Linked DNA regions of Homo sapiens: region 2 is linked to region 1. A link is a loop called in an ENCODE intact Hi-C map of the cell type or tissue named here. Cell type or tissue: PC-9. All regions are shown on one strand.

The links. Peaks named below come from ENCODE experiments on the same cell type or tissue, not always from the same donor. Only the 100,000 strongest peaks of a DNase experiment are listed, where the experiment ranks them.
Region 2: a loop joins it to region 1, with 7 times the contacts of the local background. A loop is called at or near these places in 11 of 110 quality-filtered maps.

Annotation. Positions count from the first base shown.
Region 1 is chr12:65,553,487-65,561,486 of GRCh38, reverse strand. All of the region lies in intron 2 of MSRB3-AS1 (MSRB3 antisense RNA 1), which reads left to right. It overlaps LOC105369187 (a long non-coding RNA gene), which reads left to right and starts at 4,176. Exons shown (of 3, transcript NR_135033.1): 1 at 4,176-4,406; 2 at 4,490-4,729. LOC105369808 (a long non-coding RNA gene) reads right to left here and starts at 4,575. Exons shown (of 4, transcript XR_945035.3): 1 at 4,357-4,575; 2 at 2,816-3,017; 3 at 1,758-1,906; 4 at 489-1,515. RefSeq lists an enhancer at 4,022-5,221. In PC-9, CTCF peaks have their summits at 4,389 and 4,591 (motif pointing left); a DNase peak (open chromatin) is centred at 4,576.
Region 2 is chr12:65,309,995-65,317,994 of GRCh38, reverse strand. The region is part of intron 2 of MSRB3 (methionine sulfoxide reductase B3); the gene reads right to left. Among named protein-coding and RNA genes, the nearest start is that of MSRB3, 35 kb to the right of the region's middle. In PC-9, a CTCF peak has its summit at 4,086 (motif pointing left); no DNase peak of the experiment used is centred here.

The DNA.
Region 1 (8,000 bases):
GGACAAAACATCTCCCTATCATGAATGAAGTGAGGAAACAGCTATAATCCCAAACCACAAACTCTGAAGTATACCTGCCAAATATTGTGAGCATGGATGGAGATAAGGGAGACCCTTAATGCTGACAAATGCCTCTTTGGATCTCAAACAGGATATATATTTCTCTAAAATTAAGTGAGGTAAGCTAGAAAAGTCAAGCCAATTGTTCCTTGATTAGAGAGAAGGGCTTGAAGGGCGTGAATAAGACCAGGGGAGAACAGAGACTGTCCTTAGACATATACTGAGTTTGAGATGCTACAGATTATTCAATTTCTCCTTTGTACTTTTCTGAATTTTTTGAGTTTTTTTATGAATACTTTTTGCTGAAACAGTAGTCATTTTAATAATCACTAAATGCTAAACAACCACCCCCACCCCCCACCAAAAAAAGTAACAACTGGTTTTGTTAACTGTGCAGAAGGGTTAAAGGATAATAGCTACATTGGAAATCTTAGAGAAGGATAGCCTTTATTATAAAACCCTAATAGGCTATAGAGTATAAAAAGATAAATCAGACCAGAGTCTGGAAGAAGGGGGAAGAATAAACTGAAGGCCAAATTGTTCTGCATTTAAATATGGGCTCAAGTAGTAGGACTTGGCTGAGTTTATTACTCTCAAGAGTCAAACAGAAAGAGAAGGAGTGAGGAAACCAAGAAACAGTGGGGGTCAGGCTGGGAGTAGAGGAAGTACTAGAACTTGGGTTGGCAGAGTTCATCTTTGTAGTTCAAGAAGTCTGAAGTTTTACAGTTATTTGCATCACCTGGATAGAAGACTTTCTTGGCTTGCAAAGCTTTCTGCCACATCCATAAAGATCTTGTTTTTATTTACTTGTTTGTTTTCTTTATTTCTTTATTTCATGAGGCTGAATAGAAATGAAGGAAACCAAAGGAATAAGACAGCACTTGTGGGTAGGAAATGATAACAGAAGTCTGAGCTCTGAATCAGAGCTAATTAGGGAAGCCATGAGCAACTCCCATCTTCACCCCCAACCCATCCTTTCCCTATTCCAGACTCCTTCCCTATACTGCAAAGGGGTTTGAGCCACTTGAATCTGCACTTCAGCTGACCTCTAGATTAACTGCACTATAAGCTTTAGGTTGGGAAGGGGAAGGACAGCGCCGTTTTGACTGAGTCCAGCTAAAGGTCATTGCAAGGAACAGAGAAGAAGAGGCAGTGCAGGGAGTTCAACATGGCTTCTGTTCACAGGTGACCACTCTCCAGGTGAGGCCACCTGTATCCTATCTACCCACCCACTCTCACCCTTTCTAGACCACTTCCTTTCTCCCAGTTCATCAATCACAAGTAAAAAAAAAAAAAAAAATCCAACATGTGAGAAAGAGGATAACACAATGATTCTTACTGGTATTTGGAGACCTCCAAGGTCTCAGTCCTTGCTAAGATACCTGAGCAATGTTTTAAGTCCAGAACACATTCCTTCTCATTTTGAGGTCTTTGTTCTTCTGACAAATCTTCTGTCTTAAATAGTAACGGTAATGCTAATTGTTAAAAAAAACTATTGCTACTAAAAGCCCAAAGCTCAAAGACAAGCTATCTCCCAACACCCACTCCCCATTATGCAAATGTAAAGAAGAAACGGGATAACCAAGAATTTTTTTTAAACTTTCAGTTTAAAACATAGAAGAATGGGAAACACTCAACAGTTGTGAATGAGTAGCAAATAGCAAACCTTGGTGTATAGGGATAGCAATGAGACTTACTTGGTTGGTGATTCTAGAAGCTGCTCTCTGGGATGATCTCCTTGTTAATGATCCCCTATGGATTCATCTTTGATGGGCAATAAAGAATTGCTTTCTTGAGGGACGCACAGCTTCCTCAGACCTCTTCATGCTACTGCAGGTCTAGAGGCCTGGAATTTGTTTTAAAAATAAAAATTATACACTGTTTTCAGGCAGGCTTGAGGTGTCTTTGACAATGTGGTTTCCTAAAAATCTTAGTTGGCTTCTGTTCTATTTGCTTCCTATCAATTGCATATGTGTGTAGACACAGCCAAAGATGCTGTGTCCACAGTCTTTAAACCTGAAGATCCTTCCCCCTTTACTTCCAACATCACTGATCTATCCTTTTCTAGTTCTTCTTCAATGGCTACTTCTTTGAGACAATTTGAAATCATAGCTTCTCATGGGAAACACTCCCCTGAATCTGAACTTTTTTAATGGGTCCAAGGTGTCTTGCAGATAATCCTTAAATAATGGGAGAGGGCCCAGTGGGCATGCCTTACAAAATGATAGTAATAATAATAATGATAATAATAATGGGAGAAGGACTTAGGGTCTTTCTGGCTAAGGTTGCTACTTTGAAGTCACTATTTCTGCTTCTTTGGTGCAGATAAAGAAGCAGTTGGCCTTGTCAGTGTTTCAGTGCTCCATGTCATGGAGCTTCTCTCCATATTGGGTTGTGGCCACAGTCAAATAACACCTGCCTTGGGAAGGTAGTATTGGCAAGTTGTACCATATATAGTACTTTGTACATAACAAAATACATTTTGCCTTCTGTCTTCCTGCCTGCATTGAGCCCAATTCTGCATTTTTGATTCTTATAGATTTTAGATTGACCCTACTTTCATGGATGAAATTAATTAGTCTCTTTTCTTTCTTCCTTTTTTTCCCCTTTAGTTGCAAACTATAGAAACCATTTGGGCTGGTTTGAGCATAAAAGGAAATTACTGGGAGTTATTAGGTGCTCGGTGATTCATTGGGAGGTCTGGCAAAAAAGAAGCTCAAGGCTAAGCTCATAGGAACACAGCCCGGCATCTCACACAGAAGTGGCTTGATGAGGATTCTACTGCCTCCACAGCTCCTGCCATCATCTTCATCTGCACCATAGATGCTCAGAACCCAGTCTGTGTCTGCATGTTGCTGACTTCCAAATGAGAGCTTCATGAGAGTGTATTTGGTTGGTAGAACATAGGTCCCAGACCTTCTCCCTGGGAGCTGGAAGAGATGCTGGGAAATTCTGCCCTGGAAAAATAAAACTCACAATGTGGGAAACAAAGAAAATGTACAGCAGGGGTTTAACAGAATGACAGGTATCTGCTAAAGAAAATATTGATTTTTTTTAAAAAAAAAAAAGACAATTTTCCCTTTAGAGCCCCAGAAAGATTCAGGCCTTAGAGGCACTAAGTACTATAGAAAATGAGGCTGAAGCATGGGGCTGAAACTTGGTTTGGTTGAAGGTCTCTGGAAGGCAGAGCAGTTTAACCTCTAGGTTCCCTCATCCACCCCCATACAGCCAGACAATTATCCCTCCACCCTTCTGTTCTCCTCCCCTCTTCCCTTAGAAAACTTGAAGTTTATTCTCTAGAGAAGTTCCAGGCTCAGTGACACCAGGCCAAGGTGCTGGACTGAAAACAATTAGATTAAGTTAAAATCTGCTTGATAAGTGTACAAGTAATCTATTTTCAAAACCTAAGAGATGTTGTCAGCTATCTCTAACTATATGCCAGCAGTAGGCCTTCTAGGAAACTGTACTATGATTCCAGGAAACTCGATTGTGGGCTGGGGAAGGACAATAAAGTGGATTGTATGATCATCTGCTTCTGTTACTGGAAAGGGATCCTGATCCAGACCCCAAGAGAGGGTTCTTGGATCTTGTGCAAGAAAGAATTCAGGAGTCCATAAAGTGAAAGCAAGTTTATCAGAGAAGTAAAGAAACAAAAGGATGGCTACCCCATAGACAGAGAGCCCTGAGGGCTGCTGGTTGGACATTTTTATGGTTATTTCTTGATCATATGCTAAACAAGGGGTAGATTATTCATAAGTTTTCTGGGAAAGGGGAGGTTCCCAAAACTGAGGGTTCCTCCCCTTTTTAGACCATATAAGGTAACTTGGGTGTTGCCATGGCATTTGTAAACTGTCATGGCACTGCTGAGAGTGTCTATTAGCCTGCTAATGCATTATAATTAACGTACAATGAGCAGTGAGGATGACCAGAGGTCACTTTCATCACCATCTTGGTTTTGGCCGGCTTCTTTATGGCATCCTGTTTTATCACCAGGGTCTTTATGACCCGTATCTTGTGATATCAATCCTGCCGACCTCCTATCTCATCCTGTGGCTAAGAATGTCTAACCTCCTGGGAATGCTGCCCAGCAGGTCTCATTCTCATTTTACCGAGCCCCTACTCAAGATGGAGTCGCTCTGGTTTGAACGCCTCTGACACTTCCACTCTCAAGGAATGGTGTTTTTATTCTCTTCTCCCCAGAATGTACTTCTGGTCTGTCCCGCTGTTCCATTCCACAGCATTTTAGGAGGTTCTCAAGAGTGTCCTAAACAAGCAGAGAAGAATGGTGAGACTTACCCATTCCTAGTTTAAGAAATGAGTGAAATGGGGTCTGAGTTATATCACAGGTGAGCTAGACATCCTCGAAATAAAGAGCCAGAGTATCAGGCAAACCTTCTAATAGCTAAAATGAGCGTACTTCTATTCCTAGCTACAGTTTAGACTCCTGTGGTACAGTTGGCTTTCCCAGGCTCCCGGCGTCCATGCTGTCTCGGCGCTATCTCGCAGCCTGACGCCACGCGCCATCTGCTGGCCTTGAGCTGCATAGCTCTAGAGTAACTTCAGAGGCCACGGGGGAACAAAGAGCACTCGCCTACTTGACTGAGCTCCGACAGGCCGTCCCTCTGCTTCAGGTGTAGGCGTGAACAAGTCCAGACCACTACCTTAACAGGTATGAGGAAAATGAAGACTCTCCTATTTTGGCACGTATCTCAAAATTGTCATCATTCACTTAAAGTGCATAACCACAGAGACCTTCCTACTTATTTTCTCTGGTGTTTTGAAGTTTTGTCATGGGAAGAAAATAGCGCTTCTAGAAACATGAACTAGACTAATTACTAATGGATTCTTTCTCTTACATTTTGTACAGTGGAATAAGGGCTATTAATTCATTAAGCAGTTGGCTTGGAACCTTCTCTGACGACTCTTTGCAAAGAGAGAGAGGTCTAGAAGACTTGTGGGAAGGGAGGAAGTGGTGGTACCTGATATTTTCCAATTTTCCGCAGGTCACTGATGGGAACTTTGACCAGCATCCTTGTTCCTCCCTCAACTTATGGTCACCCTAAAAAAGCTAAGGCATAGATTTCAAATTCTGGAGCCAGTTTTTGTATTTAGGTCTCCAAGTACAGAGAGAAACTGGCAGACAGGGGTGGAGAAGTATTGAGAACGAATTCGGACACCCTGAAAGCGGAGTTCTAGATCCAGTGTTGCCAGCAACGAGCCAAGAGACCTTTCTTCACAAGTTGATTTACCTTTCCATGTTTCAGTTTTCTCATAATTCCTGCCCTTATTCCCTTCTCACCACCCCTGATCCCCTCCCCTTTCCTGATTGGGTAACAGGACAGGAAGCAGCAGAGCATTCTATGAAGCTTCCTCCTCAACGTCCTAGAGTAGCGGGTCTCAGTCTTCACTACACAGTCAAGTCCCATGGTGCATTTTTCAAACTTGCATACCTGGCCCTTCCTGTGCTGAATTCTGGTCTGCCCATAATTTGCTCCCTCCTTTCTCACTGTTTTCCTTTCTCCCTTCCTTGTTTTCTTTCCTATCCCTTGCTGTCTCTGTTAGAACTTCTTTTTCCTGGTATCTAGCCAATCTCTTAACCCTGTTTTACTTTACTGTCCTAAGATGCTGTCTTCTCATGCCTACATGTACTTTCTTTAAAAAAAAAACTGTTTAAAAAACATTGTGTGGGAGGAGCCAAGATGGCCAAATAGGAACAGCTCCAGCCTACAGCTCCCAGCGTGAGCGATGCAGAAGATGGGTGATTTCTGCATTTCCATCTGAGGTACCAGGTTCATCTCACTAGGGAGTGCCAGACAGTGGGCACAGGTCAGTGGGTGCACGCACCATGCGCGAGCCGAAGCAGGGCGAGGCTTTGCCTCTCTCAGGAAGCCCAAGGGGTCAGGGAGTTCCCTTTCCTAGTCAAAGAAAGTGGTGACAGACGGCACCTGGAAAATCGGGTCACTCCCGAATACTGCGCTTTTCCAACGGGCTTAAAAACTGGCGCACCGGGCCGGGCGCGGTGGCTCACGCCTGTAATCCCAGCACTTTGGGAGGCCGAGGCGGGCGGATCACGAGGTCAGGAGATCGAGACCATCCCGGCTAAAATGGTGAAACCCCGTCTCTACTAAAAATACAAAAAATTAGCCGGGCGTAGTGGCGGGCGCCTGTAGTCCCAGCTACTTGGGAGGCTGAGGCAGGAGAATGGCGTGAACCTGGGAGGCAGAGCTTGCAGTGAGCCGAGATCCCGCCACTGCACTCCAGCCTGGGCGACAGAGCGAGACTCCATCTCAAAAAAAAAAAAAAACAAACAACAAAAAAAAAAAAACGGCGCACCAGGAGATTATATCCTGCATCTGGCTCAGAGGGTCCTACGCCCACGGAGTCTCACTGATTGCTAGCACAGCAGTCTGAGATCAAACTGCAAGGTGGCAGCGAGGCTGGGGGAGGGGCACCCACCATTGCCCAGGCTTGCTTAGGTAAACAAAGCAGCCTGGAAGCTCGAACTGGGTGGAGCCCACCACAGCTCAAGGAGGCCTGCCTGCCTCTGTAGGCTCCACCTCTGGGGGCAGGGCACAGACAAACAAAAAGCAGTAACCTCTGCAGACTTAAATGTCCCTGTCTGACAGCTTTGAAGAGAGCAGTGGTTCTCCCAGCACAGGCAGACTGCCTCCTCAAGTGGGTCCCTGACCCCTGACCCCCGAGCAGCCTAACTGGGAGGCACCCCCCAGCAGGGGCAGACTGACACCTCACCCGGCTGGGTACTCCAACAGACCTGCAGCTGAGGGTCCTGTCTGTTAGAAGGAAAACTAACAAACAGAAAGGACATCCACACCAAAAACCCATCTGTACATCACCATCATCAAAGACCAAAAGTAGATAAAACCACAAAGATGGGGAAAAAACAGAGCAGAAAAACTGGAAACTCTAAAAAGCAGAGCACCTCTCCTCCTCCAAAGGAACGCAGTTCCTCACCAGCAATGGAACAAAGCTGGATGGAGAATGACTTTGACGAGCTGAGAGAAGAAGGCTTCAGACAATCAAATTACTCCGAGCTACGGGAGGACATTCAAACCAAAGGCAAAGAAGTTGAACATTTTGAAAAAAATTTAGAAGAATGTATAACTACAATAAACAATACAGAGAAGTGCTTAAAGGAGCTGATGGAGCTGAAAACCAAGGCTCGAGAACTATGTGAAGAATGCAGAAGCCTCAGGAGCTGATGTGATCAACTGGAAGAAAGGGTATCAGCGATGGAAGATGAAATGAATGAAATGAAGTGAGAAGGGAAGTTTAGAGAAAAAAGAATAAAAAGGAAGAAGCAAAGCCTCCAAGAAATATGGGACTATGTGAAAAGACCAAATCTACGTCTGATTGGTGTACCTGAAAGTGACAGGGAGAATGGAACCAAGTTGGAAAACACTCTGCAGGATATTATCCAGGAGAACTTCCCCAATCTAGCAAGGCAGGCCAACATTCAGATTCAGGAAATACAGAGAATGCCACAAAGATACTCCTTGAGAAGAGCAACACCAAGACACATAATTGTCAGATTCACCAAAGTTGAAATGAAGGAAAAAATGTTAAGGGCAGCCAGAGAGAAAGGTCGGGTTACCCTCAAAGGGAAGCCCATCAGACTAACAGCGGATCTCTCAGCAGAAACTCTACAAGCCAGAAGAGAGTGGGGGCCAATATTCAACATTCTTAAAGAAAAGAATTTTCAACCCAGAATTCCATATCCAGCCAAACTAAGCTTCATAAGTGAAGGAGAAATAAAATCCTTTACAGACAAGCAAATGCTGAGAGATTTTGTCACCACCAGGCCTGCCCTAAAAGAGCTCCTGAAGGAAGCACTAAATATGGAAAGGAAAAACCGGTACCAGCCGCTGCAAAATCATGCCAAAATGTAAAGACCATCGAGACTAGGAAGAAACTGCATCAAC
Region 2 (8,000 bases), 240 kb after region 1:
CATATTTTAGTCATCTTTGCATCCTCAGCACCTAGTAATGTGGCTGAGAAAAAGGAAGGACTAAACGGGTATATGTTGTATTTAAATACTTACTCAATTCTCCACTTTAATTATTGCTATTTAAATCTTCTTTCTAAAAGATGTTTTCTAAATAATGATCTTGGCTATGTTTCTTAGAAATTAGTTTAAAAACAGCAACAATAACATTTGCTTAATAAATCAGTGAAATTTTAAACATAAATAATGATAGAGTAAAAACATTAATTCAGTAATTCAGATTGCTACTCTGAATCCTATGTTACCTCTCTAGGGTTTCACATTCAACTCTTTTATTATAACTAATATTTGATTAATTCTCTGGATTTAAGACTATAAGATTACCTGATCCAGCATTCCTCAAAATGCATTCTCTAAAACACTGGCTCTGAAAAAAATGCTAACATGTTATTCCTCTTGCAGAGTGAGAAGGGAAAGGTTCCACTGTCAAATCAGATTAGGCAAATCTAGGTGACATGGGTTTCTTGAAGACCTTCTCAGAGATTTTCTTATGCTGATGTGCACTATTAAATATGTGGTCATTTGATACCCCATTATTTTATGCTCCACTAAAAAGGCGGGGAGAAAGTGGCCAAACTATAATACATTCTTGTCACAATGATTTTTAAGCTGCATCCAGATTACCAAGATGGTAAAATGGTAAAAGCAGTGCATCTTAGAATTTATGCAATAGGGTAGTATGTAGGGTTTCTCAATTTCATGATGAGATCCATTTTACAAGGGAAAGTTAGTAGAATTAGTGTCCCTCAGATTATAATTTGGGAAATGATGAATTTCTAGTCCAAAGCCCTCAAAAGGAAATCAGGGCCCAAAAAAGTTACTACTCATGGTTGCATACCTGGTTAATGACAGCCAGGTTCTCTTGTCTGCAGCCTTCCTCCTTTAGTTTATTTGTCCATTCTGTTTCTCTCTTGAACCCATGCTTGGTTGCACTCTACCATACCTATCTATTGCTAACCCATGTGCCCACAATCCACCCCTACCCCCATCTTCTCATCCTCCACTCCTACCACCTCCCACTAATTACATCTACACATTCCTTCAATATCCTTCAGAAGAACTGTCATTGCTTGAAATCCTATTCCGAGAATCCAGTCTGACATTCTGGGAGGAAAGAAGCACAATGCTTCTCACTTCTTCTACTCCCTGCCTCAATGGTAAAACAAAAGAGAAAGTGTTCATATAGAATCGTCAAACCTTCAAGTATATAACTCCTTTCATCCTATAGATAATAAAATTTGAACCTGAGGTGGCCATCTTTCTCACCAGAATGTAGATCCCTTAAGAGCAGAGATCACATTACTTGTAATGTGACATTATTTTGATATATAAGATGATGTTACTTATTCACAAGCATTCATTCATCCAACAAATATTTATTGAACACCTATTATGTGATAGACACAACTGTAGTTGCTGAATTGTAACAGTGAACTAAACAGACAAAAATTTCTACCTTTCTGGAGCTTGCTTTGCAGGAACCAAGGACTTTCCATAACTGAAACAGATTTTGCCTGATCAAACCCATGACATTTCCCAGACTTTTTGGCGTCCTCCCTTCCACCCCCATCTTTTTTTCCCCAATTTCTTCTCCCTTACAACAAGGCACTTAAATTGCACAGAACAAACTTTTGGAAAATGTCAGCTAATATGTAATATAATATAATATAATACAATAACCCTCACCTGAAGGTCATATCTTTTATAAAAGATTTGACAAGAATGTTACAAAATTCTCAGTTTACAGATGCAGAATAGGAATAAAAGGTACAAAACAAAGATTCCTGGGGCCAGAAAGCAAGTTGGTGGTAGAAACAAACTAGTAAATACAGATCAGTGTCTAATCTCTTTCTTCATCAATACCAATAATATGATGAGAAGCTCTGAAATTTGCTGTGAGATTATCTAAAATTTGCAGAAGGAAGATTAAAACATTAATCAAGTGGAATATAATATAAACAGTTTTATCTTTCTGCGCTAACATGTATTTCTGCAACAAAACAAAATCCTACAAAGCTATAGTTACAGGATTCTGAATTTTCTTTGCTTGCCTCAAATTCAAATACTCTAGTGATAAAAATTAACATTCCATTCCTTCCTTGCAACTATGTGGCTCAATATAATAAATACATCTAGTACTGAAAGAAATGCTTATCATAAAAGTTAATACATAAATTTAAACTCTATAAAAGTATATCTCTTATTAACCATCTAAATAACTGATATCTTTTGTCATTTCATGGGTTTTTTTTTTTTTTTTTTTTGAGATGGAGACAGAGTCTCACCCTGTAGCCCAGGCTGGAGTGCAATCATACGATCCCGGCTCACTGCAACCTCTGCCTCCTGGGCTTAAGCGATTCTCCTGCTTCAGCCTCCTGGGTAGCTGGGATTACAGGCGCACCACCAGGCCCGGCTAATTATTGTATTTTTAGTAGAGACAGGGTTTCACTATGTTGGCCAGGCTGGTCTCAAACTCCTGGCCTCAAGTGATCTGCCCACCTCGGCCTCTCAAAGTGCCTGGATTACAGGTACGACCACCGCGCCAGGCCTCATGGTGTATTTTTTATAACACGCATTTTTAAATTACTAATACAAGCGTAAATATACTAAATGTTTTAAAAAATAAAAATATATAGGAAATTGAAATAAATGAAATAAGGATTTAAAATTTTCAAGTAAATCGTTGATTTCAAATGCAAAGGCACAAAAGGTAATTTCAGATAATTTATCGTTGCATCTTAATACAATCTATTTTAAAGAATGTTAAATTACAGTATACCTAGCAGAAGCAGTTATGAGAAATTCAATCTCTAAATAAAATGTTTAGGATGAAATTGTAAACTAGGAAAGGATGATAGTAAAAATTCATCAAATATCTACCCACAATATTACTGAATCTGTGAGCTGTCATTCATGGCTCATTCCTTCATTAAACTTGTGTTTGTTGAGAGCAAGAGTTAGCTCATTTTAATAAATCCTTCTACAATCTGTCACATAACATTATTGTGAATATGTTTAGATAAATAAGCATCTAATTGCCTATATGATTCCTCCAAAGTGCATATTGTCTAGATATTCTAACCCTGTAGAATTATCATTTGTTTTCAGAATTTATGTTTTACACACTGTACAGTCATTGTTAACTAATGAATTTCTCAAACAAAACTAAGATTTAATTGTTTTTTTCATGCCTATTTAAACTCTCTTGTTACTAGGTGTTATGTATTTTATAATTCTTAAGGTATATAAAGAATTTATTCCATATTTACCAGAAAATCAAGAGAATCCACACTTAACAAACCATATGCCCAACATCTTATTCATACAGTCTTATTGTTGTATAACAATTTAGCCTTAACTAATATCCATTGTCACAGATAATTAAAAGTTCATCTGGTAATTAGATGCTGCACAGCAACTTTTCAACATTAACTAAAACTTTATTATATTATAGGGCTACTAAAACAGTTTGTTTTAGAAAAATATAGCTGCATCAGAGTACTCATTTAATCAACATTTTAAATATAATTTTTCTTAGTTTTCTAAAATATTTTCATTCATGCAAAAATCGATTCATGCTTAACAGTCAACATGCTAAACTAATAACATTTTCAAGATTCTATAAAAATTCAAAACACAGCAAAACAAAATGTGAAATTTTCTTTAATTCTTGGGTGGTCTGCTGAAGAAAATTTAGCTGCATATAAAACTATAAATGACTGTTAAATCAGCTATTTGGATACAAGATAATTTATGAAAACTTGTTTCAGTTTATAGAAAGTCTACACATGAAAGACAATTTCAATGAGATGGCCAAGCATAAGGGAGTCAGAATCTTATTGAAAATGGAAAAAGGTTTTGTGCTCTACAAATATTGTTTGAACATAATATAAGCAGAAAAATTTGTGGATTATAAATCCATATGTTCTTAACTGGCTATTCCTTATATACTTTTGTTTAAGTTTTCACAATGCACCTATGTGCTAATATCAATAATCATTCATGCTATGAAAGAATGTAAACCTAGTGCCATCTACTGGAAAAAGTGGATACCATTTAATCAACTAATTGCAAATTATTTTGTGAATTACGGGTTGAAATTTGTATGTCCTTTTTTCTATTTCTTTAAAAAAAATCCTCTCCTCGGCATTTTAATATAATCAAAGAAATTAGGTAAGATAAAGTTAGGTCAGATGTTGGGTAAGAATGGTGAAACTGGAGAACTGAGGGCATTAATCTGAACACAAGGGAGAGAATTCCTTTAGGGACACCAATACAGAAATCAGAAACACGGTGTTCTGATCCGAGTTTTAGATTGGGTTCATGTGCATCTTTTAGAACAGAGGTCCTGAATATGTGGTCAAAGAACCCCCTTTGAAGAGTTTCAGAAGACTTAACAAAAAATTTCTTGAAATTATATGAAAACATGTGTAGATGCATATATGTCTTTTCTGGAAAAGAAGGTCATAACTTTTATCAAAGCACTATGTAGGTTGTCCATATTTTTCATGACCCAAAAAAGATTCTGAAGAACTAATATAGAAAGTCAATGCATTCAGTAAGTGAACAGCACACTGACGATTCTGATTATCTTTTAAGTACATCAGTTCTATTAATGAACTATTGCCAGCTCAAATTGAATAAGTACTTGTTACTGATGGATGTGGCTTTAATGTGTATCTGTAGTATTTCCTCTTTACAAATGGAGACTTTAAAGCACAACAAACAATAATTTGCTGCAAAGAAGTGATCAAAAGGGCCAGAGTTCTTAAGTCTTATGCTAAGTATACTACGTACTTATTCACCGCCTCAAACAGTTTACTACCAAAACTCAAAACTGTTTGCAAGAAAAGGTAAAAGCAATTCTGGATAACATGCATTGAATCTGTTGCCACTTTTGTTTTTTGTTTAGCTACAATGTGATTTATACCTATGACATCCCCTGTATTGTATTAATGCAATAAAGTGAGAAAAAATTGTCAGACAATAAATTCAAAAGTAAACCAAACTATGAACTTCACTTTTAATCTTCCCATATAAAGGAGTTTCAAATAAATTTGTACTCTCTTACAGCTATGACTTCACCTACACATAAACATTCCAAATGTTTACTGATTCATTTAACATATATTTATTAAGTGCCAGGCACTGTGTTAAGCTCTGGAGCCATAAGCCGCTGATTCATGGAGTTCTAGTTATACAGATGATAATCAATGACTTTCTAACACCATTTGCAAAATATCTCTAAGACTTCTAATTGCTACATTAGAAAACTATGATATATTTATAAGCTACAGCCATGTGACTCTTCAATTCATGGAAACTATTAAATATGCCAATAATGTCAAATAAGAATCACAACCACAAATTATATGTATGAGGGTAGAAAAAAAGTATAATTTATCACTCTAATTAGTACTATTTAGACAAATTTTATTTATTTCACCCTCACTTGGCTGAAAGCTATCATGATATCTAGTCTAAGCTACAATTACACTTAATTTTTATCTAGCATTAAAACTATGTATAAAATTGGGCTTCCTGATTCCTCCTCAGATAATGCTTCAGTCTTGATTAAGAGGCAAGGAATTCTAATGTTCAAACATGGAAACTGTGTCCTCCCACCACAACTCAGCAGACTTCTCTGTATAAGTTCCCAGCATTAGTTAGTACTGAGTTTTAAGATCTGATTAACCTAAAGTCAAAAGTAAAAACAAGTGACAGTTAATAAAATCACAGAATTTAAGAACTAAATATACTATCTAATTTTAATTCCTCATAAAGATGAAGAGACTGTGATCAGGAGAAGTTTATTGATTTGTTCAAGGTCACGCAAGTTAAGGACAGAGCTTTGGTTAGAGTTTTCTAACTCCTAATCCAGTGTTCTTTTAATACATTAAGGAAACTGTTGTAAGAAATTAAGAAGAAATTCTGCGAGAGAAAAATTACCTTTAATTGCAAACATGAGTGAACCATAACTCAGATGCACTTAAAAAGCTCCAAATTAAAATTATACTTTATTAAAAAAATAAGACGTAAAAAAAGTCAAAGCTGAAAAATAATAGATCACTCTTCTGGGATATAGCCTTCATGCAGGTCAATCCAGTTATAATCAACTTTAAGAGCTTGCTCCAATTATATTTTAGTTCTGGAATTATTTCATATTGAATAATACTCAAAATTAGTAGGGTACTGGTTAGGGAACAGACATCTTTTTGATTTACAGAGATTTCTGTTGTAATGGGTTTTGACCAGCAACATTATATTAAAGCAAGACTTCAAACTTTCACCTTCACTTCCTGTATTTCCAATTTTGGCCTCTTCTCTTCCCTACCTGTACAAACTAATAGGGACTAGAATTCCCATTTCAATTTCATCTTTATTTTTCAAAATTTAAGCAGTCTGTTTCATTACTGTTGAAGTTAATTTCTTCAACATTTCTATATATCTAAGAGCAAAATCCTGTTAGAGAAATTGATGATGATACAGATTTTGCTAAATCCAAGTTATAAAATATGTAGACACCCAAAGACTGACTTTCATAACACTTTAAAAACTAGTGGTGCTTGAATGGTCGAGAAATTATGGAATACTATTCTAGTCAACTCATTTTTCAAATTAAAATGGGTTTACAAGCCCTAGATAAGAAAGATGAGAGTTTCTTTGGGCTTTTACCAGTACTGGGTAGTAAGAATAAAAGAAATCTCTTGTATATTTATAGGACTTGAATTCTGGTTCAGCAGGGTGCATAAGTAAAATAAAGAGATCAGAACAACAGGTCAAGATGGTTATTCCTCAAACATAAAGTGTATTTGTGAGTCCCATGAAAGTAAAAAATAGTTAAATGAAACATAGGACATGTTTAAAAGTTTGAAAAGTCTGTTGTATTGGAAAAACATAAATCTATATTAATACAGATACATGAATTTCCATATTGAACATAGTGAAGACATATATGGTGTTTACTAAATGCCAGCCACAGGTTTAAGCACTTTTCACATCCCAATCTATTTAATTCTCACAGCAACCCTTTCAGGTTGGTACTATTATTATCTCCATGTTACAAACAAGGAAGCTAAGGCACACAGCTAGTCAGTGGCAAAGTCAGATTTTAAACTCAGTCTGACCTCATACAGAATTTGTGTGCTTAAGCACTGTACCATAATGGTTAATTTTTTAAAAACTATCAGCTTTGCTGAATTTATCTTTGAATCATTTTATCAAAATTTAAAGATATTTATATTTCAGTTAAACAATCTCATTATGAAACCCTTTAATCCATGACTGTCATATCTTGAAGAATACACTGTTAATTAATGTGGTTTCTATAAACATTTAGCCTCCCCTGTATTTGGCAAACCAATGTTACAAGAACTATGCTGGGTACTTTTACACATTGGAGCTTTTTCCAGAGGAAAACATCATTATGTATAATCTAAATAACCTCCATAGTCCACCTGTGATATGTACGGTATAGCATTGAAAAGGTTCTGCAAAGCACAAGAACTAGTGGTTGAGGTTCTCCCTCAAGGTCGTATACAATTCAACAGACAAACCTTGTCAGTTCTACAGTCTGAATCTCTCCCAATTACAATCTTTCTTTTCAACTCCACTGTAATGGCCACAGTCAAGTCTTCAGCACTTCACATGTCATTCCAGCCTCACACTCCTCCAGTACTCTTTATGGTGGCAGTGCAGGGGGATGTGGGGCTAGGGGGCATACTGAGAAGAGTGGTTGGGGCCTCTATACATTAAGCTTCATTAGCCCCTCATGTCACCATAAACAGACATAAGATCTACTTTTAAAAAAAGTGTATTTGCTATTTAAATATAGCTTCAAGACAAATACCTTACTCCTTCTAATCAGGTTGCCATCCCAGCCTCTCTCACAGAAACATCTGAAAAACCAGCACTGACCTCCTACCATACTAAATCAATAATCT